2 separate regions of the Mus musculus genome follow, and region 2 is linked to region 1. Evidence: chromatin loops called from intact Hi-C (ENCODE). Cell type or tissue: left cerebral cortex. All regions are shown on one strand. Links, peaks and the distances in the headings refer to the core of each region. The heading gives the core; the rest is flanking DNA. Region 1 holds the start of Tbkbp1 (TBK1 binding protein 1). Region 2 holds the start of Sp2 (Sp2 transcription factor).

The links. A loop is a pair of places that touch in the nucleus more often than their neighbours do. Peaks named below come from ENCODE experiments on the same cell type or tissue, not always from the same donor. Only the 100,000 strongest peaks of a DNase experiment are listed, where the experiment ranks them.
Region 2: it touches region 1 in a loop (3-fold over the local background); 5 of 42 quality-filtered maps call a loop at or near these places.

Annotation. Positions count from the first base shown.
Region 1 is chr11:97,144,886-97,161,070 of GRCm38, forward strand. It overlaps Tbkbp1 (TBK1 binding protein 1), which reads right to left and starts at 5,190. Exons shown (of 10, transcript NM_001372531.1): 1 at 5,106-5,190; 2 at 4,477-4,730; 3 at 4,060-4,182; 4 at 3,744-3,848; 5 at 2,488-2,668; 6 at 1,570-1,748; 7 at 1,415-1,476. The coding sequence starts at 4,701. Kpnb1 (karyopherin (importin) beta 1) reads right to left here. Exons shown (of 22, transcript NM_008379.3): 22 at 14,825-16,185. Mir7235 (microRNA 7235) reads right to left here and starts at 1,534; the gene lies at 1,479-1,534. In left cerebral cortex, for the core only: CTCF peaks have their summits at 8,193 and 12,122 (motif pointing left); DNase peaks (open chromatin) are centred at 4,973, 5,491, 5,689, 6,197 and 4 more places; H3K4me3 peaks cover 3,242 bases; H3K27ac peaks cover 3,321 bases.
Region 2 is chr11:96,975,065-96,991,249 of GRCm38, forward strand. Sp2 (Sp2 transcription factor) reads right to left here and starts at 2,624. Exons shown (of 7, transcript NM_001080964.2): 1 at 2,557-2,624. The coding sequence starts at 2,563. It overlaps Gm51916 (a long non-coding RNA gene), which reads right to left and starts at 13,448. Exons shown (of 3, transcript XR_003949765.1): 1 at 13,160-13,448; 2 at 12,946-13,059; 3 at 12,578-12,666. In left cerebral cortex, for the core only: a CTCF peak has its summit at 7,511 (motif pointing right); a DNase peak (open chromatin) is centred at 7,522.

The sequences.
Region 1 (16,185 bases), core at 4,292-12,291:
GCCTCAGCCAGCTCCCTCAGGTCGGGAGGGAAGGGACTAGTTTGTCCAGAACAAGCAATGTGACTGACAGAACTTTGGAAACACCTTCTGAGATGGTGTTATCCATCCCTCGTCCCTTGCACACGCATCCCTGTTCCCTGAGGATCCTCCCCTCCCTGCCCCTTCCCAAGTTCTACTTCACCCTCCCCTCTCACATCTGACAGGAATGACTGACTGCCCAGGGTCCAGAGAGACAAAGGCCAGGCCTTTCCCCAACCCAGACCGAGTTCTTGGGATCAAAGCTGGTATGTCAGCCCTGTGAATTCCATTAAGCATGCATTCGTGTGTGTGTGTGTGTGTGTGTGTGTGTGTGTGTGTGTGTGTGTGTGTAACTTTCACTATGAGAAGGGGCTGGAACCACTGACTCCTAGTAGTGCCTTTGGCATAACTTCTGGGATGAGCAAGTATTTACACTATGTCGGTATGTGTGTGTTCCAGGTTTGAACATAGGGGCCTCAGTGGTCCCCGAGCCCCAGTCACAAGCTAGGGTGGACCCTTTCCACCAAGCTCCCTCCCAACCCCCACAGAAGCCTAGCTGAGGGAGGGGTCTCCCTCATCAGTCCCACACACTGGGTTCTCACCCTCTCTGGTTGTCACAGCTCCACCCAGGCCCTCACCCTGCAAGGGGGAGGAAGCAAGGGGTACCCCTGGCTGGCCAGGAGCAGAGAGGATACTGAGGAAACCTGTTGGAAGGGAGGGAGGGCCCTTGGGATCCTGGGAACTGGTTATGCTGTGTGAGGGAAGGCTAGCTCCTCCCTCTCTGAGCCTCAGTGTTCTCTGGTAAGGAATGTGTGGAACCTGTATCACCTGCCTCATCTCCCAGAGAGGAACTAAGCACAAGGAAGTTTAAGCAGTTTCTCAGAGTGGGGCGGCAGGCCTTGAAAGTCACCGGGCTCCGTGAGCACTCACCTCCCGTGCTGCTCAGCACATCCCAAGGCCCCACAGACACAGCTAGCTCCCCTCTACCCATCTCAAGCACTCCTCCCTTTAAATAAACAGACAAGGCAGGTCAGATCCTAAATGAGGGAGACTACCTCCCTCCTCACAAGTCAGAGTGGGTAACCTGACCCACGAAGTTTTGTTTCTAGTATACAAACTCAGTATAGAGAACACAGAACGGGGCGCAGTGCCACTGAGTACATCTCCCACCCCACAGGGTGAGAGGAGATGGGCCTGGTCCAGATTCAGACTACTTCAGAGTCCCTCCCCGTTTCCTGTGACAGGGGCAGAGTGGTAAGCAACCCAGGCGCCACACCCCAAGAGCTAGGAAGAGAGGTCACTGAAATCATGTGGACAGACGGAGGGCAAACGATGGAGCCCTGGGATAGTCCCCTAGCATATGGGGTCGAGAGGGCAAGGGCTAGATGTGACTTACTGATCATCCCCAACTCTCTTGACCCAAGCCATGTCACATTCCGACTGGTTGGAGGCCAGATCCTGAGGAGAGAAGCAAGAAGTCAGAGCCAGCTTCACTTCTGCCCAGACCCCTCCCTCCTCGGCTACTCTGTGCAGCTCCAAAGCACCCTTTACCTGGGCCCGGGTCTCCTGCAGTTGCTTCAGCTCTCCCTGAAGTCTCTCGCATTCCGCCTGGAGTTGCTCCTCCCGGAGCTGAGCCCCCCGAGCCTCCCCCTGCGCAGCCTCCAGGGCCTCTTCCAGGCGCCTCCTCTCCAGCTCGCTCACACTTACACTCGTAGGGCCAGGCCAACCTGCTGTCAGGAGACAAGATGATGTCGGGTAGGCTCTAGCTGCCCCAACTGACTCCCAGATCCGCACAAAGTGAAACCGGTATGGGCAGGGACTGAGAGGAGCCAGAAAGACAAACAACGAAGGAAGGAGCAGATACTATTCCAAGGGGACTAAGAATGGGCTTGTTGTAGATTCAATCAGGGAGGCCGGAGGAGAAACAAGAATGGGCTCAGGAAGGTGTCTCAGATTAGAACCAGCAGTCGGGAACATCCTCAGGGGCCTCTACTCATGACAGCCTAGGGGGACTGAGTGGGGACGCCCTCTGCTGGCACACCCGAGAATTGCACGATCTGAACGGCCAAGGGATATCAGTGGGAGAACTTGTGAAAAGTAGCTGGGGAGGAGGAACGGTTGGAGAGGAGAAGGGAATAATTATGAATAAATTTAAGATACTGAAGACACCAGCCTGGTGTGATATTATATGATTGTAATCCCAGCACTGGAGAGACAGAATAAGGAGTATTACTCCAAGTTCAGGGATAGCCTAGCGTACACAGTAAATACCAGACCAATTGGGCTATGTATCTTTAAACAAACAAACAAACAAATAGAAAAAAAGAAAGGAAAAAACCAGAAAGAAAAGGAAAAAAAAGAAGCATATTGCAATGGGGTTTTCGGCAAGCCAGAGGTGCCCAGTCACACTGAAATGGGAGTTAAACAGAGACATGGAGAGCAGGAAGGTAGGAGTCACTAAGATCTCACCATGACCCAAGGCAGGTCCCCCTCTCAGAGCCAGATAGTGCAGGTCCAAGTCAGGACAGGCTGAGGCGGGGACAGCTGGGGGGCTCAGGCTGGAGAAAGCTGCGTCCCGGAGGCCCTGCTGTTGCTGCAGCTGTTTCTCCAGACCACAGATCTGCCGTAGATGAGTCTCTACCAGGGCCCGCTGCAGGGAAGACAGACGGCCAAGGGTCTACAGAGCGCCAGGGAGCCCTGTGGTCTCCCAAACCCAAGAGTCCCCCAGGCTGGGCAGTCATCACTCTCCAGACTGGAGCACAGACAGCTGGAGTGTCCTACACTCACACGACAAGTGGTCACAGGTATGAAGGCTCCTCTCACAGCTCCTGCAATGCAGATGTTTCTGGCTACTGGTGCCGGCAAGGTCAGAGCCAAACCTCCTCTGGGTCTTATCACACAGAGACATTTATGCCAACACTGGGCTCCAGGTCCAGTCACCCCAAACCCTCAGGGATGTGACTTGCATTTGCATACAGGACTTAAGCACTTCTAAGCTTTGTCTACCTCCTGTATAAAATGGGGATAGCAGTACCACGCCTACCTCTTTGATTGTTGTGAGAGCTAAAATGAGTAAATGTGTGTAGAGGGATATGAACAGTGCCTGGCACGCTGCGACTACCAAGCAAACGTTCCTGACTATAAAAGGAAAACCGTTTTACACAAATGTCCCGTTGCCGTCACAGCAGCTTAGTGAGATGGCTTACCGTTTTTCTCTGCTTTTCAGATGAGGGGTGAGAGCTAAATAACTTGATCAAGGTCACAGCACAGGAGTTGGCAGAGACCTTATCTCCTGATACTGCCACCTGCCCACACACAAACGGCCACATGGCAACTCTCATCACGCTTGTGCTGGGACTATGGAGAGCTCTGGCACCTCTCTTGTCACTTATACCCTCTCCCAGACACTATACTATACTATAGGTACAGGGTTGATGCAGTGTGAGAGCCAAATACACACACACACACACACACACACACACACACACAGCATCCTAGCCCAAGGTACAGAGTCACCCATGACCCGGATGATACTGTCTCATTCACACGGCAAAGCAGGCATTCACAGACAGGGACGAGTGGATACAGGGAGTGTGCACGCAGCAGAGTGTGTGTGACACACAGGCAGCACACACTCATCGGGTTGGAATGCACGTAGAGAATCACATCACGTCAGATACCTCACACACACACACACACACACACACCCGCTCTCTGGGCCTCACCATCTCCCCCAGCTCTGTCTCCAAGTCGCTTTTCTCCACGCACAGTTTCTCGTAAGCCTGGATCATCTCCCCGAGCTGCTCCTCCTGCTCCTTACTCTTCTGCAACTGGGTAGGCCCGGAGAGGTGTGCCAGGGTCAGGACCAGCCTTGACAGGGAGCAGAGGGGGCTCCCAACCTCCCCAACCCTATTCCCAATAGAAACAGGAAGCGCTGAAGCTGATTTAGGGAAGGCGGGGGCAGGGCGGGGTTGAGGGCAAAGTGAGGGAAGCAGGAGGCTAAGGGAGTGGGGTTGGCTGGGAAGCGAAGCAAGGGCTTACCTCGTGTTGGAATTGGTTGAGTCGTTGCTGCAGACTGACCTTCTCCACCTCCAGCAGGGAGCCATCCTTGAGTTCATACAGAGGGAAGCCATGCTCCTCTCCAAAATCAGTGATCAGCGGATACTGTGGGAGGGTCGTCCTCTGAGAAGCCTGGCTTCCCATCCCAGGACCGCTCTGTCCCCCAACCCCACTGCCAGCTTCACAGGCGCCTCTCCCCGCCCCCTCCAATGGGACCCACCACTCCAAAGCTGGGCTCCTCCTCCACCCCTGAGATTGGCTGCAGGAGCAGAGCTCCTCATCCCCAAGGCAGCCACTTCTTCAGGGACCAGGCAGCCTCCAGTGCTGGCCACCTCTTGGGACCCTCCTGCCCTTGCAGGCAACTACAAGCTCAGCTCGCCATCACATCTAGGTTCTGACCTTGATCTCATAGACTTTGAGGCGACGGCGGAGGGTGGCATTCTCCCTCTCCAGGCCTCCTAGCCTTTCCTTGATGTCTCCGTAGGCTGTGATGAGGGCAAAGTGGGAGGCAGAACACATGTCCCCTCCCAGGGACGGGTCTCCAGGACCATCCAGCCACACCTCACTGGGCCCCAAGGCCTCTTGGGTCAGGATGCTGATGTCATCTTCAAACATGGACTCCATGGTAAGGGCTTCAGCCCACCCTGGGCCTCCTGAGAGTGCAGGAACAGAGTAAAGAGGACCACCTGCTCTTTGTTCCCAACTCTTCCATGCTGGTCTGAGGAACCTGTGGTAGCTGGGGAGCTTCAGCCAAGAGACAGATCTCACAACTAACTCTCTCTCTCTCTTCTCTCTCAAGTTTCTGCCCTATCCCCTGCTGTGACTGCTTATAGAAGGAAATGGAACCAGATAGACGTCATGAGTGGAGTGGGGGACAACTGATAAACAGGACCAAGGATCAGGGGCAGGGAGGAGAGACCTGTGGACAGATGGGAGGGAGGGCTGCTGTCCCAGCATTGGCACAGCCCAGAACCTGCCTAGACTACTCGGCTTGGTCTCCTCCCCAGACCTCCCTTTTCCCCAAGTACCTCGACAGCCGCCAAGATTCCCATCCCAGGCCTCTGTCGCCTGCTCCTAAGGAAGGCTAGTCCCGCTAGGCAGCCTGGCCTCTGTGGCCCCCGCCCAACTTCCTCCCGCAGGATCCCAGAGTTCAGGAAAAGGAAGTGCCTCCCCAAGTGCGCCGGGGCTGTGGCAACCGTCCAGGCGCAGACCTACAGGAAGTCCTTGGCTGAGTGTCAGAGGCAGCAAACTGGGCAAGGGGGCCTAGGAGAACCGAGACCATTAAGGGAGACTCCAGCTTGTCCTATTGTGCCTGCACTCAGGGAAATGGGGAGCCCTGGGAGGGGGGCAGGAATGACTCAGGGCTCCCAAAACGAGTAGGCAGCGAGGGGGTGCGTGTGTACATCTCCGGGCCCTTGTTTATGAATGTGTGGCTGTGGCTGCCATGTGGGGGGGAGTGTGTGTCTGTGAATGAGTGTAGGTGTGCCGCCGTCAATGAGTGCTTTTGCGGGGCGGAGGACCGGGGTCAGCGCGGAGTTCGGGAGTGACCAGAGGTTGTGTATGTGTGTGTGTGTACGTGTGTGTGCGCGCGCGCGCGTGTGAGCACGCGTGCGTGAGCGTGTGGGTAGGGTGGGCACGTTCGGGCCGAGTGTCACGTGAGGCACTATGGGAATGTCCGAGGTGTGTGCGCGCGCTGGAGCGTGTGTGCGCTCCGGCGAGGGGGCTCGGTCCGAAGGCGCGAGTTCCGACAGTGCAGGCCTCGGGTCCCCCATCCCCCAGCCTCGGCTAAGTGCCGGAGCGACAGACGCGTGTGACAGGTCTGAGTAAGGAGCGTGTGCGCGTGTTTGAAGGGCTGGCCCCACCTTTAACCCTCTCTTGCCCACGCCACCCCTCCCCCTACTCTGCCGACCAGAGCTCACTACACACCCCACCCCCATCCCTGCCCACGATCTCCGGCCATCACCCCCACTCTCGAGGACTCCGTGTCCCCACACACCCCGGCCGTGCGACCCGAGCTGCCTTCCTCCGCATCCTGGGGCCGCGCGCCGAGCGCCCGCGCAGGCTACTGGGGAGGGGGCGCCCGTCCCCGCCTGGCCCCTCCGGCGGCCCCTTTAAGAGCGGCTCTTTAAACCCCCTCGGGCTCGGCGGACAGAAACTGTCGCCCCTCCCCTCTGTGGGGCCGAGACCGCGCAGCCCCCTCCCCCACCGCGGCCGGGCTCCGGGCGGGCTACTGAGCGGCAGCCGCCCCGCAGGCCGGAGGCTGCGGGCAGCGGCGCAGGACCCTTCCCCACTCTGCTCCCGGGCGCAGCGCCCGCCCACCCGCGCCCGGGCCCCGGCCTCCCGCGCCCCAAGCCGCCCCGGCCCGCCGCGCCCCTCCCCCTCCCCCAGCCCGGGCCCCGGCCCGCACTCACGGCTGCCGCGGGCTCCTGCTCGCAGTCGCAGCGCACCCCTCCGCCGGCTCCCTCCCCTGACGGGCCCCAGCGCCCCCACCCCCTGGCACCGCGCGCCGCTCCGCGCCCTGCCGCCGCCGCCGGGTCTCTCCCCACCCCCTCCCCTCCCCTCCCGGCCCCCTCCCTCCCGCTCGCCCGCCCCGCTCCTCCTCCGCCGCCGCCGCCGCCGTCTCCTCCGCCTCCTCCTCCCCGGCTGCTCCGGGTCTCTCCAGCTGGACCGGCGCCCGGGACCCCGCGGTTGCCACCACCACGTGGCGAGGGGCGGCGGCCCCCGCGGTGCGGTCCGGCTGAGGCTGGCAGCGCGCCGGGCGCCCACCAGCTCCCCGCCGTGCGGCCTCCCCTCCCCGCCGACCGGCGCAGTGTCTGCGGACCGTGTGCTGGGGCGCCTCGGGGCAGGACTTGGGGTTGCACATTTTGGAAAGAAGTGGAGCTGTTTATTTGGGGGAAATATTTTTATTTTTTTATTGGTCTTCGGAGAAGAAACATCACTAGACTATGTACTCTTTGCTCTCGTAGGAAGGGGCATCGAAGTAATCTATCTATTTGAACACAGAGACATTAGAGTTAAATCTAACTTTGAAAGTGAGCGTGAACTAAGGAGATAAAATGTTCATTTGGGAAGACGGACATCCCTTCCAAGCCCTTTAAAGACACTCCCAGAGGCCAGAAAGATGAAGAAACACCATACCTCGCCCTTTACACAAAGATTTGAGCACCTGCCAAACTGCCAGGCAGAAGATAAGTCTTTTTGCCACGTTCCCACTGTGTGTGACCTTGGGCAAGTTACTTCACCTCTGACTTAGACAGGAGATCGTTCCGGACAGGCCACCCCAAGGGGGAAAGAATAGAGATCAGACGCCAAGGTGCCCTGCAAGTGCCGGGGAGATGTTAATGAGTCATTTTCGTTCCCTGGTGGATTAAGAACCGTGGACAGAGGCAAAGCCAGCCTGACTCTGCTGGGAGATCGCCAGAGCAAAGCTCGAGGGCCCTTGCCTTGTGAGGGAGGGAGATGCAAACTCTGCAGGCCAGGCATAGGCTAGGGAAGGGGCTCTGGTGGGGGTCAGTACTTAGCTAGGAAGATTCCATGGAAGCTGAGTCCACCTTTCTGGCTTCTAGCAGAGTGCTTCTGAAAAGGGAAGGATGAAAGAAAAAGGTCTCTTGTTCCGGGGGAGCTTTGAGAAACAAGGGCAGTTGTCATCTTCTCCACTGTGGAGAAACATGCTAGGCTGGGTAAGCTGTTCCTCCCAGGATGACCGGCCCCAGTCTTGGACACTCATCAAAGGAGGGGGTTCTCACTGGCTTGGACTCCTGCTGGCCTGCTCCCTTTTATAGTCCAGAACACAGAGGCCGGTCAGCTATTTGCTAGCCAAGCAGGCACGAACTTTCTTAGACCGTATAGGATGACCCATCTATCCTGTAGATATGAAGGCAAGCTGATTGGAACACAGGTCGTCCCGCTCAGTAGACCCAAGGACAAGGTAGGTGTCCTTTTCCTTCAGGCCCCAGAATTTCTCAGGAGCCATGCAAGACTGGAGGCCAGGCCAGGTGTGGAGTTGTCTCCACAATTCCCGAGAGCACAGACATGGCCATGGCAAGTCCTCCCTTGCTGGAAAAGACAGTGAGTGGGTCGAGGGACCTCTGAGTACACTCTCCCGGATGAGTCAGCCCCTGCCGGCAGCTGCTTACAATGCAGGCCTCAGTGAGTCACCTGGTGCCCTAGAGCCTAGGCTCTAGGTGGCTGGGGGCAAAAGCCCCAAAGAATTAGATGAAACCTGAAAACTTGCCCTGGCCCTGATTCCAGCATATTCTGTTTCTAGTTCTTGTTCATGTCAGACAGTTCTGAGGACAAGAGCTCATCCCAGACCATGGTCACTACATTGTTCAATAAAATAAAATTATTTGGGGGCGTGTTTTGAGACATAGCTTCACTCTGTGGCATCAAGTGAGAAGCAGTCTTCCTGTTTCAGCTTACTTCTTCAGCGAGAGGATTGTCTGACTTTTAACAAAAATCTCTCAAACATCCATGACATACTGGACACTGAAAATAAGAAGTGTGCTCTTTTTTGCTCTCATGGAACTTAAAATCTGGTAGAACAAATACAAAAAAAAAAAGGAATTTATAATTAAAACAAGTTGGCCAGGTACAGGCCTGTAATCCTAGCATTTGGGAGACAGAAGTAGGTAGGTCTCTGAGTACAAGGCCAGCCTGAGCTACAGAGTGAGTTCCAGGATGGCCTGGGCTACACAGAGAAACCCTGTCTTGGAAAAATAAAAATAAAAAGCTGGAGGCTGGGTATGACGGTGCTTACTTTTGATCCCAGCACCTGGGAAGCAGCAGCAGTCAGATTAAAGGAAGTTGAGGGTGATGACCTCCGTCTGTAAATCTCATATTGGGAGTCGCTGGGCTAGGTGGTAAAGTCTCAAAAAGCAAGGGCTAAGAGAGCAGTCAGTGACAGGGCTCTTCCTGAGTGTGAATGTAAGGTGCTGGGGCAAGGGAGGAGTAAGCAAGGCATGGCTTCAGGGTTGTCTAGGAAGAGCCACAGATGACATGGCCTTGGAGGTAAATCCTGGAGGATTAGAAGGCATGTTCTGAAGAACTGAGTGAATAGAGGAACAAAACTGCGAGACTTCAGTTACTTCACTTCTCTGAGAGAGCTGGGTTTGCTCTAAGTCCTTCTAAGAACCATGAAACCAGCTAGGCTCCTCTTCTGGAGGGGACAGGAGAGAATCAGTGGAGTGGAAAGGGTAAGGGGGGGCAGCTAAGATAGAAGAGGGAGCTGTGTTGGGCACTAGTCAGTCTGAAACCTTCCTAACTGGCCTTCTCGGGTATGGCAAGAGAGGGAGACACTGCTGAAGCAGAGCTCTGGCAAGTAACCCTCCTGGAAGCCATGAGGAGAGCCTTTCTCCCACTCCCACGCCTCTTGCTCTGCAGAAACTTTTGTCTTTCCTGTCCCATTCTTGCCTGAAACGGAGGAAGAAGCGGCATTAGGCTGAATCAAAACCAGATGACTCAAATCGCTGGCGGGTAAAATTGATTAGATGTATGTGACAGTGCCACCTTTGACGCCACACTTCCAGGCCTCAGGAAGTCAGGGACACTGTGGAACCATCACGGGCCATCATGGGTAGCTGCTGGGTCCTGTGGACAGAGGTGAGGCAGTGGGGGAAGTCATTCCTGCACTGACTTCACACTCTTTTCCTCAGAGATTGTGCAGCACCACAGAGCAGCCACAGCCTCTGGGGCTGGGCTTTTGGGGGAGATGTGGTATGTTGTAGAGCCGTTTCACAACTGTCTCATTTTCTCAAAAACAATGTTTATTTTTATCCAAAGTCAAAGTTATTCATGTCCATGTTGCGGGGACACACCTGGGCATTTGTGCATGCTAGGCAACTGCCTGACCACTGAGCACATCCCCAGCATCCCAAACAAAATTACCCCAGTGGTATGTGCTACTAGCCCCAACTACTTGGGAGGCTGAGACTGGAGGATTATGAATTCAAGCCCAGGCTGGGTGGCTGACACCGATTCTTCTTTTTATGATTGATTTATTTTATTTGAGTATACTGTACCTGTCTTCAGACACACCAGAAGAGGGCATCAGATCACCATTACAGATGGTTGTGAGTCACCATGTGGTTGCTGGGATTTGAACTCAGGACCTGTAGTAGAGCAGTCAGTGCTCTTAACCACTGAGCCATCTCTCCAGCCCCCGACTGACAGACACCCTTGTTACCTCTGAAATAACAAAAAAATAAATCTGGACATACTAGATTATAGTATCTATAATCCAACAGTCAGGAGGCTAAGGCAAGAAAAGAGTTGAAAACCTGCCTGGCAGGATTTCGAGAGACGCAGAGGCCATTAAAAGCACTGTTGCTCTTCCAGAGGTCCTGTGTTCAATTCCTAGCACCCACATGATGGCTCACAACCATCTGTAACTACAGTCCCATAGGATCCAATGCCCTCTTCTGGTGTGCAGATATACATACAGGCAAGACATTCCTATCTATAAAATACATACATAAATACATCTTGAAGAAATAAAAACATGCCTGGATTACATAACAAAGATTCAAATGAGCCTGGGCTTGTTAAATTAAATGAAAATAGGGACCGTGCACAGATAGGGGCTGGAAGATGGCTTGTTCATTAAGAGCACTGGCTGTTCTTCAGAGGACCAGGACCAGTTTCCAGTACTCACATGGTGCTTCTAACTCCAGTTCCAGGGAATCCAACACCCTCTTCTGGCTTTTCCCAGCACCAACCATGTATATGGTACACGTAAAAATAATCATGTGGTACACATGCACACATACATACACACACACACATACATACATACATACATACACACACATACACACACACACACACACACACACACACACACATACATGCAATAAAAATCTAAAAGTAAAAGGCAGGGTTAGAGAGATGAATCAGTGATTAGGAACACTTGTTCTTCCATTAAGATCCAGGTTTTGCCAGGCTTGGTGGCGCACACCTTTAATCCTAGCACTTGGGAGGCAGAGGCAGGCAGATTTCAGAGTTCGAGGCCAGCCTGGTCTACAAAGAGAGTTCCAGGACAGTCAGGGCTATACAGAGAAACCCTGTCTCGAAAAAACAAAACCAAAACAACCCCCCCCCCCAAAAAAGATCCAGGTTTTGGGCTGGAGAAATGACTCAGTAGTTAAGAGCACTGCCTGCTCTTCCAGAGGTCCTGAGTTCAATTCCCAGCAACTACACGGTGGCTCTCAACCGTCGGTAATGGGATCTGATGCCCTCTTCTGGTGTGCCTGAAGACACAGTGTACTCATATACATGAAATAATTAAATCTTAAAAACAAACAAACAAACAAACCAACCCCAGATTTCATTCCCTGGACTCACCCAGTGGTTCACAACTATCTGTAACTCCAGTTTCAGGAAGCCAATGCTCTCTTATGGCCTCCTTGGGCAACAGAGAAGCATTTTGTATACAGACACACACACAGGCAAAACATGAACATACTTAAGTTAAAAATACTTCAATTTTTTAAAAAGAAAAATTTTAAATGAGAGATAGCTAAGCTGGGTAGTGGCAGTGCAGGGCTTTAATCCCAGTACTCAGGAGACAGAGGCAGATGGCTCTCTGTAAAGTCAAGGCCAGCCTGGTCTAGAGTAAGAGTGAGTTCCAGGACAGCTAGGGCTACATAGAGAAACCCGGCCTGGAAAAACCAAAAAGAAAGTTTTATTAAGTTATTGAATACCTGTGTTAATTGCCCATTAATATGAGCCCAACAGGAAATAGATCTGGGGGCTTAGCTCAGCTTACTATGTATCCTCAGTGCCTTTAGGGTCTGATATTCATCATTCGATTGATTGGCTATCTAATTTATGTTCTAAGTCTTGTAAAATTCCTATGCCTTCTCTTTCAATGAAATGTTTTACAAAGAAACTGAGGAATAAAAAGAGCTAATTGGGGAACTGGGGAGATGGCTCAGTGGTTAAGAGCACTGATTGCTCTTCCAGAGGTCCTAAGTTAACTCCTGGCATCCACACGTTGGCTCATACCCATCTGTACTGAGATCTGATGCCCTCTTCTGGTGTGCCTGTACTCATATAAATATATTTTTTAAAGGTCTGACTGTCTCACTAGAGGGTGGTACTCAGTAAAGAACACGGACTGCCACTGCTATGGAGAAGTTACCCAGAGTCTGAGTCTCTCATCCCCAGGATTAGGACAGGTTATCTCCCTGTCTGCATCCAGACCTCAGGCCGGTAGGGAGAGCTGAAATGCATGAAGACAGCTCAGCTTCGGGATACATGTGGCCAAGGAGCACTTGGAAAAGAAAGGTTGCCCAGGCAGGCCTCACAGGTTTCCCATCTGGGCTGCACTGTGCAGAACCCGCAGACGGGGCTGGGAGTTACGAAGTGCCACTTACTCAGCAGCCCTCTGGCCTTCCTGCCTACCAGGCACCATAGACTATTTCAAGACGCTTCTGCCTCAGAGGGGAAGTGGAGCAGAAGTAGAGATGGTTTAGTTCAGACTTCAAATAGTAAGAAAGTTGACCCCCCTTTGGCACCCCTAGTGAATTGAGTTTGGCAGTTATACAACAGTGTACAATAGCTCATTGCCTGGCTTGAGGCAGGATGATAGCCAGTTCCCAAGGCAGTATTAGCCACCCACAATCCTCTGAAACTACTTACAGGGGATATGATGTTCTCTAGCTTCCTAAAGGTATCTCAATGTGTATCTGCATGCTTGTGGTGCACATAAATACATGCAGCCTGACACATGTACACATAGAGATCATCTTTTTGCTTCTAGAAGACTGCACCTCACTAGGTCACCCTGGCTGTCTTAGAACTATGTAGAGTTGAACTCATAGATTTGTCTCTCTGCCTCCTGAGTTCAGGGGTTAAAGGTATGCACTTACATATGCAGCAAGAGAATATTTATCTTTAAAGTTTTATATGAGCGTTTTGCCTACAAGTGTGCACCTGGTGCCAAGAGGGCATCCGAGCTTCTGAGAATTGAGTTACAGATGATTGTGAGCCACCGTTCAGGTGCTTGAGAATTCAACCCAGGTCCTCTGGAAAAAAACAGCCATCTCTCCAGCCCCAAGTCTTAATAAAAGAGACCCACATTTGTAGTTTTCCGCTCATGATAACACACATCTGTAATCATAGCACTCCAGATGCCAAAATCTCAAGCTTGAGATCAACCCAGCAATGTAGTAGGTCCTGTATCACACCATTAACAACTTAGACAACATTATGATCTTACTGTATTATCTGACTGTGTGTGTGTGTGTGTGCGCGCAGGTCAGAGGAATGGATTCTATCCTTCTATCACGGCATCTAGCTGAATGAACTCAGGCTGTCAGGTTTAATGTAGCAAGTGCCTTTACCCCACTGAGACATCTTGTTGCCCTAACACAAAAAGCAGTTCTCAAAGGTATAAAATAATTCTCACTGCAGAGTTAAGACTATAAAAAGCCTTGGGACTGGATTTGAAAAATACCCATACTCAGTACACAGATTCTGGGGGGCAAGGGGAAGCTGACAAAGTTCTTAGCTCCTGTGTTCTCAGCTGTAAAATGGGATTAAAATAGTACCTTCATTACAACATGAATGACATGTAGTGTCTGCGAGGCAGTTTTGGGCCTGACATTTTATGACATGTATAATCTAAAGTTGAAACTGGAATGATTATATGTGGAAGAGTTGAGTCTTTTGACTTAGGAGTGCATTAAATGCAAATGAGTACAACAATTAGCCATACTGGTGATGCCTGAACACTGACCAACCCCGCTGTCATTGCTTCACTTTACTCAAGTTTAAGAGGCTATTCAGAGGGGTGGGCACATTAATATTAGCACACACCTTTGATCCCAGCACTTGGGAGACAGAGGCAGGTGACTCTTCTGGGTTCAAGACCTGCCTGTTTCTACAAAGTGAGTTCCAATCTACAGAGAAAGTAGAAAAATATAAAACAAACTACATTAGCAAACTTACATGATAGTGGAAAAAAGCCAACCACCAATGAGTAAACAAGTTTAAGACACATTTAGATGGTGCTTGGGAAAAAGCAGCTAAACAGCTGTGATGCAGGTAGAAGTCTTCAGGGTGGTCCCACACTCTGGTTCCCTGTCACCTTAGTCTAGCAACCTTACTCTGCTCCTTACACTGAGAAGACAGGAAGGTTGCTGTGACAGTCAGGATGCTGGTTTTCATTTCAGGTTGAGTGGGGACCATTCAAGTGACTGTCACACTGTAGTCAAGAACTTCCTTGACAGCAGTCTCAACTGAAAGCACACCTGGTTTGTGGCCAATGGCTGTGGCTTGTGACAAATTGCTCTCATACAGTAATCTCCACAATCATAAGACACAGCTGTTCCTCCTGCACACAGTCATTCCCATTTCTACTTTTGATTATGACATCTGGAGAGAGTAGTATATACAGGCTAGGTGTCAGAGCTTCCGTATGGAGTATGCAGTATGGAGGGCCACATGCAAGTTACTTTAAAAGAGGACAGTTAAGTCAGCAGGTATCACTGTTAGTCAAAAGGAGGGAGGAAAAGATCCAGTTAAATACAAGGTTCAGGAAAGAGAAACTGGCCGTTGTTGCAGGCTAAACAGGAAGTTTGGGTGGGCACTGACACTGGGGTCTTAGGCAGAGGACAACCGCCCCACATCCTCCTCAGTTTGCCAGCAGGGTGCACACACACACATATACACACTCTCTCCAGCTTCTTCCAAACCACACCTCACTGACACAGCAGTGACATCTGAAACAAAGAACGAAGCAGCAAAATGTTGAAAATAAAAATAAAGCGGACTTTATTCAGAAGATAAAGGTGGTGGTATCAGTTTTGGTTAATAAAGTTGGGCTCAAGTGTTTTAACAGGTCTTTAATGCCTTCACAGACTGGCATGCCAAGGGCATTCTGAATGCCAATTACAGATTGATGCTATCAAAGTGGATGGAATTTGAACTTCTTCTAAAGTCAAACTACACACATCTTAAAATAGTAAGTAAGGAGACTGCTTGGTTCTGAACATTAGAACACCATACTGAGCAAGTCCCTCCACTTCTCCAGTCCCTAAGGCAGGATCACAGTTGCCTCTGACAGCTAAATCTTCAACATTTCAACAGAGAGGGAGGACTGGGGGTAACTGAGAAAAATGAAAAGCAAAATTAACCAATGTAATTGGTGCAGGCAGATGCCACTTGTGGCAAACCCAAGTCTATCCGATGCCCATTTTCTTCACATTTGCACTGACATCTTCCCAAGCAGACGGTAACTACATTCTTGAAGGAATGTGCCAAGACTCAGGGTGGGGAAGGCCCAGACAGTGAGTGGACAGAATGCATTTCGCATTCATTTGCCTTATGTGGTACGAACTGATTAAGGACAGACACCCAAACCATAGAAAACAGTAGCTGAAGGTAACTAAAAGAGGATTAAAATGCGTAACCAGTGCAGAATAGAACAGCAAGGCACCAAGACCACAATCCAATCAGCCCATTTCCTCCTCTCGAGCACTGAATGCATCTGGGAGAAAGGATTAGTAACAGCACTTGTCAACTGCTTCCCTGGAACAGAACACGACAAAACACAGGCAAGGTCTTGTTTTCATCAGGGTTCTCGGTGTACTTCATCCTCTGCTGTCTCGCTAAGCAGCCCACACAGGACAGAAATGGGTAGCACTGAGGAATGATCACATTGTTTTTCCTTTCCCCCAATATTTCTGCCCCCTTCCCTAAGCCCTGTTCCAACCCTATCTAGTATCAGGAATGGTTAGTAAATCTGAAAAAAACAGCTAAGATGGAAACAAGGCGTTCAGAGGCCTGGGCTTCTCCCGAGGGCTTGGACTCCTAGAGAGCTTTGCTCATAATGGAGCATTTCTCCTTCAAATACTTTTTTTGTACACTGGTTCACAGATCAGATCGGCACTTTGACTCTGAACCTGGCACCAAAAGGCACAATATCTGATACCCTGTAAAGAGCTACTACAGACGCTGCATTTCGTACGGACAGGCAAGCGGAGCCAATCCCACTTAGGAACAGGCTCAGGCAGGGAGGGGATGAAAGGAGCACGGGAGAAACCTAAGCCAATACCTTTGACTACAATGGAAATGGAAATGGGAATGAGGGTCTTGTGTTTCTTC
Region 2 (16,185 bases), core at 3,951-11,950, 170 kb before region 1:
TATAACTTCTCCAAAACACTTAACCACTTAGAAGAACTAAGATAGTCAAGACCAAAATACTAACTTCTCTACCTGCTGGAATGGATAGGCTTTTTTTTTTTTTTTGGTTTTTCGAGACAGGGTTTCTCTGTAGCCCTGGCTGTCCTGGAACTCATTTTATAGACCAAGCTGGCCTCCAACTCAGAAATCCACCTGCCTCTGCCTCCTGGGATTAAAGGCGTGCGCCACCACGCCCGGCATGGATGGGCTTTTTACCCAAACATCTGCCGTGTAATCTTTTTTACTGCTTCTCTTCCCTTTGACAGGCCTCCACAGGCCCACATTTTTTGATATCTTCTAATTCATGTATTGGTTTTGTGCTCCCTCCCTCCCTGTGTGTATGTGTCTTTGTGTACAAAAGTATTGAAGTTGTTTCTTTCCTTCCAGGTGAGACACAAGGCCTCAGGTAATCAGACTTGGCAACAAGTGTCTTTACCCACTGGGCCTTCTCAGTGATCCTGGCCCAATGTTTAAATCAAATCTAAGTAGAGGTCATCTATGTAGTATCAGCAGGGATGTCAAACTCTTCCCCTCAGAGCAGCTGGGTGCCCAGGGGAAGATCCGGTTATGGACAAATCCTAGTTAGTTTTCTTTGGCAAAGAGCCTGTGTCTTTAGCAGCCTAGCTTGCGGAGCTCACAATGGTGTCAGAGCAGCTTATTTTTCCCAATGGCTGTTGATTTTACTCAAAGAGGCAAGTAGGAGGACTGGAACTAGACAGCTCATCCGTCACTTCAGCCAAAGATAACTCATGGTCACTGGTATTGATTGACGTCTGCCTGGTCACTAGAAACCAAGCAAATTGGTACACACCCATAACCTCGGCACTTGGGAGGCTGAGGCTGGAGCATAGAGATCTCAAGTTCAAGGCCTACACAGATCACAGGACAAACACACGCCAGCCAGGGCTTCACAGCAAGACCAGGCTCCAACACCCTACCACCTAAATAAGAAACCACTGCAACACTGACATAAGCCCTATTGGGAGGTTCTGAGATCCGCGCTGTTCATTGTCCTTAAGAATTTAAAAGAAAACAAGACACTGCAGTTATACTCATCGCTACAGACAATGGACTTCTTTGTGTCAATAATGGAAAATGCTACTGTGTGGTCTGGGCTCTTGTCATCCCCTGTGCCAGTTCACTGTGAGCTGGCTCACCCTAACCTTTCTAGCCCTCCAAGACAGCTCAGCCGTAGAGGTGCTTGTCCAACATTTGTGGATTCAACCTTCATCACCACAGGGGGGTGGGGGGGGGGTGTCTCAACTCAGGGTTTTGTCCTCTGTAATGCCAAGGGCCTTCTAGGGCACAGCATGGAACAGCTGTAGCCTGTTCCTGCCAGTACACACTGAAAAGTTAATCGCCTTTCTACAATGAAATCTGTATAAAGGGGACCCTTGGGCCAATTCCTGGCTCACAGACCACTGGCTATGGTCTGCCTCTCTCCTCGTTGACAGGCCTCTACAGGCCCAAACTTTTATTTTGATATGTAATAATCCTGTAACCTCCTAAAAATGGGGAAAGTTCAGGAGAAAAAACCAAACAGAGTCCCCCTGGATCATGTTAGTTATGAAACGATTAAACATGACAGGCTATTAGAATCAAAACCAAGGAATGTAGAGAGGACAGGTTTCTCAGTCGCCCAGCGCAAAAGACAGTTCCTTTTCTACTAAAACTAGAATAAGGCACTGGGAAAGAAACCTAAGAAGGAAGGGAAGATTCTGAGCACCCTTAAGCCAGCAACGCGGATGAAGAAAAGCATCTATTTTATTTCTTAGGTCATCTGTTACGAGCGATAGCGCCTACGCTTTTTTGGAATTCCAGTGCATTTTTGCCCAACCCCCCCACCCCCCGCAAGGGGCATCGGGCCATAGCCTGGGAGCTCTGTCCACAAGTTCTCCAAACTTCTAAAATTCCAAGAGCTTGCAGATACTAGCCGCAGGCTCAAGGATCCAGGTATAAACATTAAAAGTCGGTTTTTCGTTCAGCAGTCATCTGCCTAGGGCGTTCCCTCCAATCCTGCCACCCTCTGGGACTGCGGTGGCCCGGCCAGCAGGCTGCAGTTCAGACCAGCAGGGCCCATCTGACTGGCACCACCTGGGTCCCAAGCCTGGGCTGCCCACAGGACGAGCCCGAGGGGGCGTCGGCCGCCTGCGTGGAGCAAACTCGGGCGCAGGCTGAAGGCCCGGCGCGACCCAAGCTGAGGGGGCGAAGGGGGTTATCAGGCTCGCCCTGCTGCCCCCGCCGCCTGCCAGCCCCGGAAGCGCCGCCCTCCCGCCCGGGGCTCCGAGGGGCGGGGAGTCTAACGCCCCCTTCCGGGTGCCTCCGCCCGGCCGGCCAGCCGCGCTCCTCCTCCGGGCGGGAATCCTTCCTCCCCCGCCCCTCCCGTAGCCGGGCCCCGGCGCCAGTCCCAGTCCCAGGGGGGCACCCCCGGTTCCGGCCTCCCCTCCCCGAGGCCTCTGTCCGTCTTCCCGACCCTTGAGGGCCGGGAAGACGCCGCCGGCAGACGCCAGGACCCACCGCTCATTACGACATCTTCCTCCCTGGCCTCCGCCGCCTCCGCCGCCACCGAGAGCCTGACACCGCCCGCCTAGCACCCGCCAATCCCGGAGCCCGCCACCGCCCGAGCGACGGCAGCTTTTACCAATGAACGCTTGGTACATTGGGGACCGACAGCATTTTCAACCAATCATTGGGAAGCATCTAGAGTGACGTTGGTCTGGCCAATAGAACTGTGAAGTGTCATTGATAGACGGTAGGAGTCGCCAACCGGAAATCAACGGGGGAATGAACGACGTATCCTTTAGCCAACTGGCGGGAGGCAAAGTCCCGCCTGCTAGGAGGTTGATGGACAGCAACAGGAAGCTGGGTGAGGAGGGGCTTAGCCGAGAAGTGTTTTTGTATTGGTCGTAATTGACCTTCCACCCACCTCTAACCCAGCAGATAAGTGATAGATCTGCCCTAAAGCCAATCAGAAGTGCTACTGTGAAATGCCCCGTAAAGAGCTTATACATCTCTCAATACAGTCTGGCATGGTGAGTCTCAAGTGTAGCTGTCGGATACGCGGTGCCCGGCCCCCAGTGAGCGCATCGCCTTCACCTCAGGCCCTCGCCCGCCATCCATCGCCTCTCGAGAGTCGACGACCTGGCAGGAGTTGGGTTACCTGGCACTTCCTAGAGGGAATTGTCATTATGTCATCTCAAGCCCCTGTTAATCTTCACCAATGTTTCGCAGAGCTTCCCTGATCCTCTCAGCTTCAGACAGGCGTGTTTGAGCCTTTATCAAAAGCAGATCCCTAGGGTCGTCCCTAGTTACATTTGCTATTTCCCGGGGGGCGGGGTGTGTGTGCCTAGAATCTGCATTTTAGCCTGCGCCTCAGGTGGGCAGAATTGCACGCTGGCATCCTAGCGACCCTGCTTGGTCTCTGCTTCATCTCCTCCTGTATGAGGGGCCGTGCTTGACAGGCACCACAGGTAGGTTTAGCTTTCTCTTCCAGGCCCTCTGCGAACGACTAACTTAGGCAAGCTGTACGTAGCACTCAGAGGGAATTCACGCTGGCTTGAGACCTGCGTGGGTAGGAAACCCCACACCCCATCTGCAGTGGACCCTTAGACTCTTGTTGAAGCCAGAGCACTCACACATCCACCTCATAGTACCACCCTTCCTGGTTGGTTTTGTTTTGTTGTTTTAACCCACAGTGAGAAAAAAATGTTTTACATCCAGTAAATTAACTTATAAGAACATGTAACAAAGCTTCCCAAATCAACATTTGAGAGACATTGATCGCAGGTAGATGAGACACATACATCCCTGCTGGGGTCTTATTTGCTGAGGATCAAGTCCCCAACACTAAGCATGAACTGTATAAACACTAAGCATGAACTGTATCGTCGAGCTGTTCCCCAGCTCTCATTACATTTTCTCTTCGCCTCTTCTATCTTCCTCCTCCTTCTTCCTGTCACTTCGAAGAAAAGGTTGCTGAGATAAAGTGATAACAAAATATAGAGCCAAGCTGGGTGGCAGTGGCCCAGGCCTTCAATCCCAGCAGCAGGGAGGCAGAGGCTGGCAGATCTCTGACTTTGAGTCCAGCCTGGTCTACAGTGAAAGTTCCAGGACAGCCAGGACTACACAGAGAAACCCTGTCTAAAACAAAAACCACACACACACACACACACACACACCACAAACCACAAACAAAAAAATAAATAAATAAACAATAAAGAGCCAAATGCTTAGAGTGTAGTAATTTGGAATTACCAGTCTACCTCTCTCTGGTTAGGTTTTGAAACACCAAACATCAGATGCTATCAGTTCTGGAGCTAGAATCCTTCACTTGGGGCTGGGAAGATGTCACTTGCTGTTCAAACACAAGAGGCCTGAGTTCAGAGCCCGTGTGAAAAGCTGGAGTTCAGCCTCTGTAACCCCACCTCTCACATGTGAGGTCAGGGCGGAGACCGGAGGATGGCTGGAGTCTGCCAGTGGCCAACCTAGCTCCAGGCTTTGTGAGACACAGCAACAGAGCAGGACCCAGTGTATGTCCTGCTCTGGCGTCCGTGTGCACATGTGTGCCCACGCACCGTTCCTTCATTGGGACTCTATGTCCTTTATAAAATCAAAGCTTTCTGCTTAAACTGGGTCCTTCACCCTTACACACACAAACACACACACACACACACACACACACACACACACACACACACGCACACATACCCTCCATGCTCTTGTCTTTCATGCCTTTCCCCACCTTTCTTTGCTTCCCTAGTCTTTTCTCTCAAGGAAAGGTGTCACAGTCCCTAAACACATAGGAGTTCCCTTTCTTCTTAGGTAAGCCTTTCCTTTGTCCTACAAAATCTGTTCTCTTCACTCCTGCCCAGTCAAGCTTCGCCTTGCTTGTGCTGGCTGCCCTGGTCTGTCACTGGCTTACATGAAGGACTCCCTTCTCCCACTCTTTCACTTCTGTTTGTTTCAGGGCTAGGGAATCAAGGCCAGGACCTCCCACATCGGAGGCAGTCTCTACCACTGAGCCCCATTCTCCCTCATGGCTGCCCTAAGGGACTGAGCTACAGTGGAAGAACTGGGCCTTCTATCCGAGATGATCAGGAAATGGATTCGGAGTTCAAGAATGACTTTGCATACTCCTACATCTGCATAAGACTTGTTTAGCCCATACATTCTGTTCCCAGGGCCAGTTTCCAGTTTGGCTTGCTTTGCTGTGTAGCCAAGGGCTCCGCCCGGATTCAGTGACTCAGGTACATTAGGGTGCAGGGGTTTTGGTGGGGAGGTGGGGCTGACTATCCTGCTGGGTGGAAACCTCTTCTAGGACAAAGCTGGAGGTAGCTAACTCTGTCCTTCCCAGAGGCCCTCTCATGAAGAACACATGAAAAGTGTGGGTGGGGGACAGTGAGAAAACCTAGGATTCACCAGTAGTAGTGATTGGGTGGTTAGTTGTTTTTAGGACAGGGTCTCAAATAGCCCAGGCTTGCCCAGAACTCATGATCTTCCTGCCTCTACCTCCCAAGTGCTAGGCTCTCAGGCATGGGCCACCAGACCCAACTGGTACCAATAGTTTTAAAATGAATGGTTCAGCCCTTTTAAAGCCTGTCAGTTTGTTTGTTTGTTTTTGGGTTTTGGCTATCTGGTTTTTTTTTTCGTTTCTCCAGGCAGGGTTTCTCTGTGTAGCCCTGTAGACTCACTCTGTACACCAAGCTGGTCTCATAGTCACAGAAATCCACCTGCCTCTGCCTTCTGAGTGCTGGGATTAAAGGGGTGTACGTTTGTTTTGTTTTTAGGTTATTAAAGGCACAGACAAAAACAGGGACCCTTTGTGTTTGCTTGTTTGCCCCTTGTACTGGGCATTGAATCTGGGGCCTCATGCTTGCTGAACCAGGGTCCACTGAACCACATTCCCTACCCTACCGATGAGTCTTTCAAGTTCATTCATAAGCCCCCTCAGACCACCGCACAACTGTTTTTTTCTCACAGGTCTCCATTTCCAAGAGACTAGGCAGCAGGTTCCACTATGCCTGATTCCTATACTGGGGATTGAACCCAGAGCCTCGTGCACAAAAAGCAAGTGCTCTAACCACATCAGAGTCCTGACTATACGTCAGACTCAGCAGTTCTGAAGTTGGGCTCCTGTCTCATCCCAGGATGTCAGTCCCTAGGATGGAGCCGAGCACCTATATGAAGAAGACCCTCAGGTAATCCATGTGTAAGCAAGGCAGATGTAAACAAAGCATTCCTTCACCAAAGGCCCTGAGCCAACCCACTCCTGCCTCTCCATCCCTGAAGAGCTCCTTGTTCCACCCTACCTGCAGTGGTGTTTGAAGAGCAAAGGTGGCTAGGCGGTTCCAGCTGTGTCTGCCCACATCACCCACGTCACAGCGCCATCTTGTCCCTGGTGGGTCTGGAAGCAAGTTCTGTCGGTGCTGCCTCCAGCTGCTTTGAGCCTCCTCCTAGTCCACGTTTCCACTCTGTCCCCATTTCTAGTGTGCAAAGTTACTCGTTCTCCACCACGTATGGTCCATGTTTACCTTGACCTCCACCGCGCGCCCTCCACTACCGGCACAGTGCCGCTGGCAGGCGCACAGCTGTTGGCGGTCCTTTGAGCACTTCTCACTCGGGCTCAGCTTGCTCCATGTCCGCTCTATTGCTTCCCTGGCTTCAGCTTCCTGTGAAGCCCTTCTGGGCTCTCCCTGCTTCCCAGCCCTCTCTGTTCTCTTCTGCATGTGGCTGCCCTTGTCTATCCAGAGTCCCCAAGGGTGCTGAGCACACTGAAGGAGACACACGGAGTCATGGTCTCTGTCCCCAGGAAGATATAGAAAGATCCACAAGGCTCAACATTGCTCTTGGTCTAGAAGCATGTCCTGACTGCCTTTGTCTAAGGGCAGGCAGCCTTGGCCTCCACACCGGGTCACACTCCCTCCTATGGCCCAAGTTTGACAGGCTAATTCTTCAAACCATTACAGCCCCCTCAGCCTTCTGAGGATGCTCACTTTTGCCTTAGGATCTCCCCATGGCCTCTGCCTCTTCCTTTTCCTCCTCTGGTTTTCTTTCTTCATTCTCTCTCCACCTATGGAGAAGACCCTCCCATACATCCCTGACGCCCTGATGCATAAACCCCGACAGTGGCTTGATGGGAAAACCCTTGGTTTGGGTGAACCATCCAGGAACGCCAAAGGTGGATTCCCTCGTATGTTCTAGCTCCCCACAGTGTGCATCCTGGTGCACACATACAGCCACCAACTGCCCGTGTTGCAAACCCAGGGATACCACTTCCGTCCCTTGCTGTGACCCCACAGCTCCCTCTACCCTTGGCCTTCCTGGCCAGGTGGATGGCTGCTGGCCAACTGCCACAGAATCTCCCAGCAAGGACATTCCAGCCATCCCTCCCTCCGGTAGGTTCTTCCTTCTTGCCGAGGGCAGGAGGAAGTGCTCTCTGGGCAGGTGTTGGTCCTCTGTAGCACTCACGTGTTGCCGCCAGAGGGCACCCAAGGCATTTCAGAAGCCCCTGACCGTGGTTTTACATGCCCAAAGGAGGAAACACAGATAACCTGGTGGATATTCTGGGCCTATTATTGGCCAGCCTAGGCCGTCCTTCATCCCTGGGCCTTAAGAATCCTAGGACCCCTACAAAGAGATTCCTTTAAGAAGAGCCATTTGCCTCCTCAAGAGAGCACATCCCCATCTGCCCGTCCCTCAGCGTCCCAGAAAACACCATCCACCTCAAACTCCTGCTGGCCCTCTCCTCACCATGAGCACATTTCCATGGAGCCATCAGGCTTCTCGAGTCCAGGCTTCCCACAGCAGACCAGGGTCATCCCTGGACTAAAAGCCTTTAGCCCTCACTAAGCAAGCATGGCACGTCCCCTCACCCCCTCCCCTTAAAGCTCTTGACCCCCTCTGTAATGCCACAATGAAATAACCTCCTGAGGGGTCCCCGACACTCCTGAGGGTGGAGGGTCACAGAGGCTGTTGGCAGAGCTCCTTCACCTGGAAGCAGGACCCAGCTGGCAGAGACTCGGGAAGTGGGTGATGGTGGCGATAACAATAACAATAATCATATTAATAATACCATCGGGGCCACAAAACGGCTGTGAAATACCCTCTAATGATCCCTTGTATTTATAGATCTCCTTCTCTTCAGAGCCATTGCCCAATTAACCCTCCCAGCTTCCCTAGGAGGGACAATTAACCCCATATTTTATGACCAGGGGAAACCAAGGCTCGAGAAGGTGCTGGAGTTGGCTGAGGTCACAGTGAATTGATGATAGCATAATTTGTAGGACGGCACTCCTGTCCTTTCCTCTGTACCCAGACCCACATACTTACTGCCCATCCCGCTCTGCCTGGCAGCCATCACCTCAATGCAGGGAAGACTCAGGACTTGGTCCAAACCACCTGCAGTTCTGAGGACAGAGGCCTTAGTTAAGGAAGGCTTAGCCAGGGGACAGTGTAAGCGCTGAGCGCCGAAGACATGGTCATTTCTGATGGGCATGGCTCCCAGTCTTTCATGGTCCTAGTCAAGACTGTTGAGAAAAGGAAGGTAGGGCCTTGGGATGCCCCCCCCCCACACACACACACACACACTCAGCTGCTCCACCCTACAGCATCTCCCTACAAAAGGCACGGGGCATGCCTTTTGTGTGGATGTGTGTGTGGTGTGTGAGTTCTGGTACAAGCACATGTGTGTGCATATGGTCATAAGAAGGCGATAGTTGTCGTCCTCAGTCTCTCATTGAACCAGAACCTGCAGATTCAGCTAAACTGGGGCCAGTAAACCCTTCTGTCTCCACCTTCCCCGAACCTGGGTTATGAATGTGCACACTGTTTTTGACATGGGTACTGGAGATCTGAACTCAGGTCTTCATGCTTGGGCCGCAAGTACTCTATCAACACTCATCTTCCAGCCCCCTGAAGAATATATCTTCAGAACAGCTATACACCCAACAGTTAACCTCTTCCATGCCACAGTACTAGAAGACAGCAAGGCAGTTCCTAGCAAGGAGAGAGACAGGTTAAGGAGAAGAAGGAGAAGGCAGGGGAAGCAAGAAGAGTTCTGGAGGGGGCTGGAGAGACGGCTTAGAGGTTACAAGCGCTGACTGCTCCTCCAGAGGACCCAGATTCAATTCCCAGCAACCCACAGGATGGCTCACAACCATCTGTAGCTCACACATCTGACAAACAGATGCATGTGCAGGCAAGACACCAATATCTACATACATACATACATACTACATATTTGACCTTTTGAAGGATAAGAGCAGTCTCGTGGCTCACCTGGAAGGGATCTGACACCACTAGGAAGAATGTGTGGGCAGGCCTGGGACACAGGACTGCATCTTAGCTTTAAGTTTCCATTTGGAAAGTATAAAAAAGAAAGAGGAAAGTCTCCTGTGGCAGTGCCCACCCAACATCCGAGTACTCAGGCAAGAGGACCATCATGAGTTTCGGGCTAGCCTGTACCACATAAGGAGACCAATACAAAAAAATTGAAAAAAGGAAAGAACTCGTGTTTACCTGCATTGTGAGGGTTTAACCTCCAACTCCATAAAAATGAGAAATAAAGATATTTTTTACTCTGCACCCAGGCCCAGGAAGCAGACCATCCTGCTGTTTACCGCTGAGAGCAATAGGGTCCCCTAAGCTGAGAATTCACTGTTATGAAAAGTACTGGTGACAGAACAGATGGTGGTGGAAGGGTGGGACTCTGGGCTGGAGAGGAGTTCTTGTCTTGGCCACTGAGGTTGGGGGGGGGGGGTGTCACTGTATTGAAAGGACAACAGCGCCAGCCAAAGCGCTCGGCTTGGAGCCTTTAAGTTGCTGCTCTAGCTTGCTCCTGCCCCAGGTCCCTTCCCACTCTGCCCCTGGCCTCTGACCCCTGCAGTCCCAGCCTGGGCTGGTTCCTCCCCTGGTTCCTGGTTTCACCTCTGAAACTCCAAGGCTCCACATTGCTGAGATTTTACTAGGGCTCCCAGCTGGGTCCCACCTTTGATCTGGCTTCAAAAAATCAAGAGCAGTAACACGGGGAGCAATTGCGGAGGAAGGCAGGAGGCAGGTCCTGACCAGCCCGGCCCACTCTAGTGAGAAGCTGGTGGCAGGGGGAGGGGTCATGGAAGCAAAGCCACCTTTCCTCCCTAACTTCCCTGGCCTTCAGAGTGTGGACCCCAATCCCAGCAGGAGGAAAGGTTAGCGCCTTCTCCCCACACTGGGTTTTTCTTCATAGCACCCCGCTGGACTAGGTTACCGCTCAACTTCAGTCCTTTCCCTACAATTTCCCTGGCCTGTCCCTGGGGAGTGGCTACTAACCACACCAGGTAGGGCCTGACCGTGGGCAAGTCCACCCAGCTGGGTAGGCACTTGAGACATTACTCAGATCGCTGTCCCCACACCAGAAGGACTCTCTTAGAAGTCTGGACTCAGGTGGGGAGGAAAAAGTTCAGCTGGGAAAAGGAAGGGACCAGCTTTCTGGTGCCTCCACAACCCAGTGGTTCAGGCTGTAAGCCCTGGCTTAAGGTCCCCTAGCATCCTCAGACAGAGGCCCCACCCTCTTCTGTTCAAAGACTCTGGGTCCGCATCTGCTGGAGAGATGCTCTCTCACCTGCCCTTTTAAGTGGTTAGCAGTGTGCATCCCCCATCCCCAGCTGAAGGTCCTGGGCTTCTCCATGCAGGTGGGGATGGAATGTAGGAGATGGCAAAACTCTCTTAAGAGTTCAGCTGCCCCCCAAGTAAAGACAAGGACTCCCCTGGACAGCCTCCTTTGATGTGGAAAGAGTAGGGGGTCTGTCTCAGGAGAAGCCTGACAGCCATGTTTAGCTGAATAGGAACTAAAGGCGAGGGATCTGGGCTCACACCTTCCATGGGGCAGAGTCACTTTGAGCGTTTTTTAGACTCTGGTTGAAGTGTGGGACACCACCAAGCCAGAGATTTTGTATATTTTCATGTCCCTATCTTGCCATCTGTACCCTTCTCCCTCCTAGAGAAATAACTGACATCCCCCACCCACCCACCCACACACTGAAAGTGTTGCTTACAGGTTAGGATTTTTCTAGGATGTTCGAGTCCCGTGCGTAGCACCTCACACATAATCTGGGTGTATGGGGGACAGGGCCATAACTGCTTGGTAAACATCAGCCCAGATGCTATGTTTAGCCTGCCAGGCTACTACCTGGAAGACCCCTTTGAAAGTTGTCCCTCTGTTCTCTCATCGTCCACCCTGCCCTCAGCACCTCTCCCTGACCTGGGGGCAGAGAAGAGAGCCCAAGGAATGGAGGAAGTTGGGAGCCACCTAGTCTCCAGGGGGCGGGATCCCAAATAGAGTGATAGCCATCACCCTGGCAGCTCCAACCTGTTCTATTAGGTGAGTAAGTTTTTTTTTTTTTTTCCCTAGAGGAGAAAGGTGAAGGCCTTGGTGGGGAGCTGTTCTGACTCTTGGCCCCTCCAGGCCTTGTGCAAGATCTGTAAATCTCTCACCACCCACAGGCTGGGGGGGTGGGTGGGGGTGGCGCTGAGCTGCTACCTCAGACTTTCATGTCAGGGAGGTTTTATGCATGTGTTGCTTCTGGCAGCCTCTGTGGCTCCTGCCCGGGGCCTCTCCCCAGCCAGTAAAAATCCAGCCCCATAAATCTTCACTGCCCCTCTGGGGGCTCAAGCTTAGTTCCTCCCACTCCATACTCTACCAGCGAACCTCTGTGTCTCCCCCCCCCCACACACACACACACAAGAGCCTACAGAACAGTGGCAGGGAACAGAGGCCCAAGACCTTTGCGAAGGAAGAAGGGACCCTCTCTGACCAGCTCCTTTGGCGTCAGTCACTGCCACACCGCTCGCAGAGCCGGTGAATGGTCTGTTTCCAACCGCCAGCGTTGGAAGGCCTTCCGGGGGTCTCTAGTGGCGAGGTGCCAGCATCCACCTGAGCCTCCTGAGACAGGTGGCGTTCCACCTGCCAAGCCCCCGGGTGCAGCAGTTGAGGGTGGCAGGCGGCCCACAGACTATGCTGTTTTACCGGATCTAAGTAGGGAAGCCAAAGAGTGGGAAAGACAGTAACAGTGGCTCACACTGATGCCGGCTCTGAGAGAGTCAGGGATGAAGCAGTTTGTGTTTTGAGATGGTCTTTTTTATGTAGCCCAGGCTGGCAGCAATCTTGTGGCAATCCTGGCTTAGCCTCTCCCACGTGCTAGGTTACGCGTGTATACCGTCACACCCGTCCAAGGCTATTTTATTTTGTGTTTTGTTGTGTTTGTTTTTATTTGTTTGTTTGTTTGTGTTAAGACAGGGTTTCTCTGTAGCCCTGGCTGTCCTAGAACTTCCTACATACAGCAGGCTGGCCTCGAACTCAGAGATCCACCTGCCTTTGCCACCGGAGTCCTGATATCAAAGGCGAATGCCAGCACCGCCAGGCCCAAAGCACAGTTCTTAACATCCAGGTCTGATGGGAAAGAACAGATCCTCACCCTGGATGAGACAGGTAGCATGTGCTGGGTTGATCCCAGGGCCGGGACGGAAGAGAAATGAGGTTGTGCCCCAGCGTCCTGCTGGGGAAGGCGGAAGGAGCGAGGGGAGCAATAGGACCTGGGCGGCTCCAGGGCTGGGAACAGTGTGTTCAAAATGTTCCTGGGAAGAAAATGCAGCCTGGACAGGGGAGGCGAGGAGGTGAGGGAGACTAGACGGTAAGAGGTTGGTGCCCAGCTCTACCCTTCCTAGAATCAGGTGTGGTTTTCATGCTGAAGGCTGGGCGAAAGAGAGCTCTGTGGTGAAAGGGCTGGAGGGGATACGGCCCCAGGGGCTCACGAACCACATGGTTTATAGAGATCTCCCTGACAGAGGAGAGGATGCTGGGACACCCGCCCCACCCCCACCCCACCCCCCGCGTCCCGTCTGAGCCGGAAGTCATCTCACAGGGCACCTCACCACTCCTGTCTGCCGTTTCCGATCAGCTGATCTACATCCTGTTGCTTTACTCCTACTGATGCTCAAGTCAGTGCCGGTGAGGGCCGAGGCTGCGTAGGTCCGTGGTACCAGTGTCTGCCATTGATTATTAAGACACTACTGCATGCGCGACACTACTCCAAAAGACTCCACGTGTGTCTATTTTTTTTTCCCCTCAGTCCCTCGGTTCACACACCTGAGCGTGTGGTGAGTTTACGTAGGGATCACGTGACTGGATGAAGCTGAATGACAGGAGTCGGGGTCCCCACAGTCCGGTTTCTGCCTTCTGTTGCAAGGAGTTCGCCTAGCAAGACTCTGGAAAGGGGGTTCCCCTGCACCTCTCCTCACCTCCGACAGCAGCCAGTAGGGATGGCCCGCCATTGAGAAGCCTGTCAAAGCTGTGCTCTCAGCATCCGGGCTGCTTCTGTGCTACCGCTAGTGCCCAGCAACCACCAGGGACTGGGCAACAGCAAAAGTGAAGCTGACTCAGCCGGTTTCCACCCCCGCCCAGGGAAATGGGGAGCAGCCTCGGCTGGACAACAACCAATTAGGCACTTTTTATTGCCCACGCTGTCATAATCCTTCAGAGCTTGGCTGGGAGGAACAAGAGGAAATGGGATAGGATGGAATTCCAAGATACCTTTAAGTTCGTCCCAGCCACTTGCCTGCTTCCGGGCTGGGCAGCCCAGGTGAGATCTGCAAGAAGGTCTCTGGGAGAAAGCTGGGTTCCGGAGGCCCATAGGCCTTTGCAGATACGGTCTGTAACAAGAGTCCTGCAGTGTCCAGGGTTCCTCTTGTCTTTTGTAACCCAGGAAGAGGAATCATCTCAATTTCTTTTCAGGATAGGGCTGGGACAGCTAAACTCATTTAGATAAAGAGGCCTCTAAGCCAGGCGGTGGTAATACACACCTTTAATGCCAACACTTGTGAAGCAGAGGCAGGCAGATCGCTGTGAGTGTGAGGCTAACCTGGTCTCCAAAGAGAGCTCCAGAATGCCAGGGCTACACAGTGAAACCCTGTCTCAAAACAAACAAAGTCAACAACAACAAAGAGAGGAAGAGAGAGAGAGAGAGAGAGAGAGAGAGAAAGAGGAAGAGGAAAGAAAGGAAAGAAAGAAAGAAAGAAAGAAAGAAAGAAAGAAAGAAAGAAAGAAAGAAAGAAAGAAAGAAAGAAAGAAAGAAAGAAAAAGAGAAAGTGTCTTTTTAGGAGAGGGCTAGGGGCTGGTGAGATGGCCAATCTGGTAAGAGCATTTGTTGCTCTTGCAGAGGACCTGGGTTGGGTTCCCAGAACTCCCTTGGTGGCTCACTACCATCCATATCTCCAGTTCTAGGGGACCTGACCTTATCTCACCTCTACAGATACCAGACACTCATTTAGTGCACATACAGGTATGCGGGCAAAACACTCACACACATAAAATAAAATCTTAGGAAAAAAATAAAAAGGGCTGTGCCTCACTTGCCTTCTTCCCTTTCTCTCAGTTGTGCAGGGCAGAGCTTTGTCCACAGTGAGTCACTTATCTGGTCCATGGACTGTGTGGCCTTAAGAGCCCACATCCTGGTTGGGACGGGCAGCCGTGGCCTGTCAGAGCTCCCATCTCCCCCTTATGTAGTGATATTTCATCTGAATTTGTGAACCCTGAGAGGATGAACCTTCCTTTGCGCAGTCCTCAGGAGATCTCTTGTTCATTTTGTGAGTAGGGGCACCATGAGGGAAACCAAGATTTCTGGATCTTGGCAACCATGACTGAAGATCCCAGCAGACCTAGCAGATGGCAACATAGGGGGTTCTAGCCAACCTGGAGGCTCTGAGCAGGTCTGTGGTTGAGAACCCTGGGGCTAGATCGAGTCTATCAGTTCCAAGGGATGCTGTGAGCAGCCCAGGATTCCTCCTGGGCTTGCAGTGTGAGTAGACTTTGATTTAACAGAGCTGAGCAGGCCAAGTGGTTTTGAGTTTCAGAACACCAAAGGACAGTTCTTCTAGGGTGATGTGCTTATCCACTTTGTTGTAGGTGTTGGGATACAGGCAGGTCTGTGGAGGTCATGATCTGTCCCAGAGTGTGGATTCCAAAGTTAGCTGAAGGAGGGCAAGGGACAAGGAAGTAAAAGTGCACCTGGGCTAAGCAGACACCCACCTTCCCTACCACGTGTAGGCATGGTTAGGTTCAGAGGAGTCCACTCACCAGTTCAAATGCCATCGTCTCCCCTAGGTGGGGGGGGCGGGGGGGGGGAGGAGGTGGCTGTGGCTGGAGCCTGGAGGTTGCTGAGTGGGAGGAGAGTTATCGCCTTTCCAGCCAGTTCAGCCCTGAATAAGGACAAAGTAGGGCTCAACAGATGACACTTGGTGTGGAGCCAGGGTCCTCAGGCAGCCTGACAAGCAGGTGAGAGGAGAAGGCAGTGGCCAGGATACATTAAAAAAATAAAGATGGGGCAGTATCCTTTGTCCACCCTAGGTCTTAGGGGGAAAAAAGGCAAATGAGATTAGGAAAGTTGGACATCAAGTGACTAATTTTTATTTTTTTGAGACAGGATTTCTCTGTGTAGTGCTGAATGTCTTGTAACTCTCACTGTAGACCAGGCTGGCCTTGAACTCATAGAAATCCTCCTGCCTCTGTCTCCCAAGTATTGGGATTAAAGGCATGCAGCACCACCACCCGGTTGTGGCCTATCTTTTCTATATTATTAATAATATAATAATTAGGGCTGGTGAGATGGCTCAGTGGGTAAGAGCACCCGACTGCTCTTCTGAAGGTCAGGAGTTCAAATCCCAGCAACCACATGGTGGCTCACAACCATCCATAACGAGATCTGACTCTCTCTCTTCTGGAGTGTCTGAGGACAGCTACAGTGTACTTACATATAATAAATAAATAAATAAATCTTTAAAAAAATATAATAATTATTATTATCATTATTATTATCCTGAGGATTAAACCCAAGATGTCATACATCTTAGGCAAATGCTTTACATTGAGCTATAGTTACAGCCTTCCTGTCCCTCGCCATCCACTACCGACCCTTGGCGCACAGGAACGTGGGTTCTTGGCTTTACCAGGGTTCTGAGAATTCAGACTCAGGTCTCCCTGCTTACAAAGGAAGCTCTCTTACCACTGAGCCACCAGACATGGATGCGGAGGTCAGAGGTCAACAATAGCGTCTCCCTCAATCATCCTCTACCTTTTTTTTTTCCTGAGACAGGCTCTCTCATCAAACCTGGAGCTCA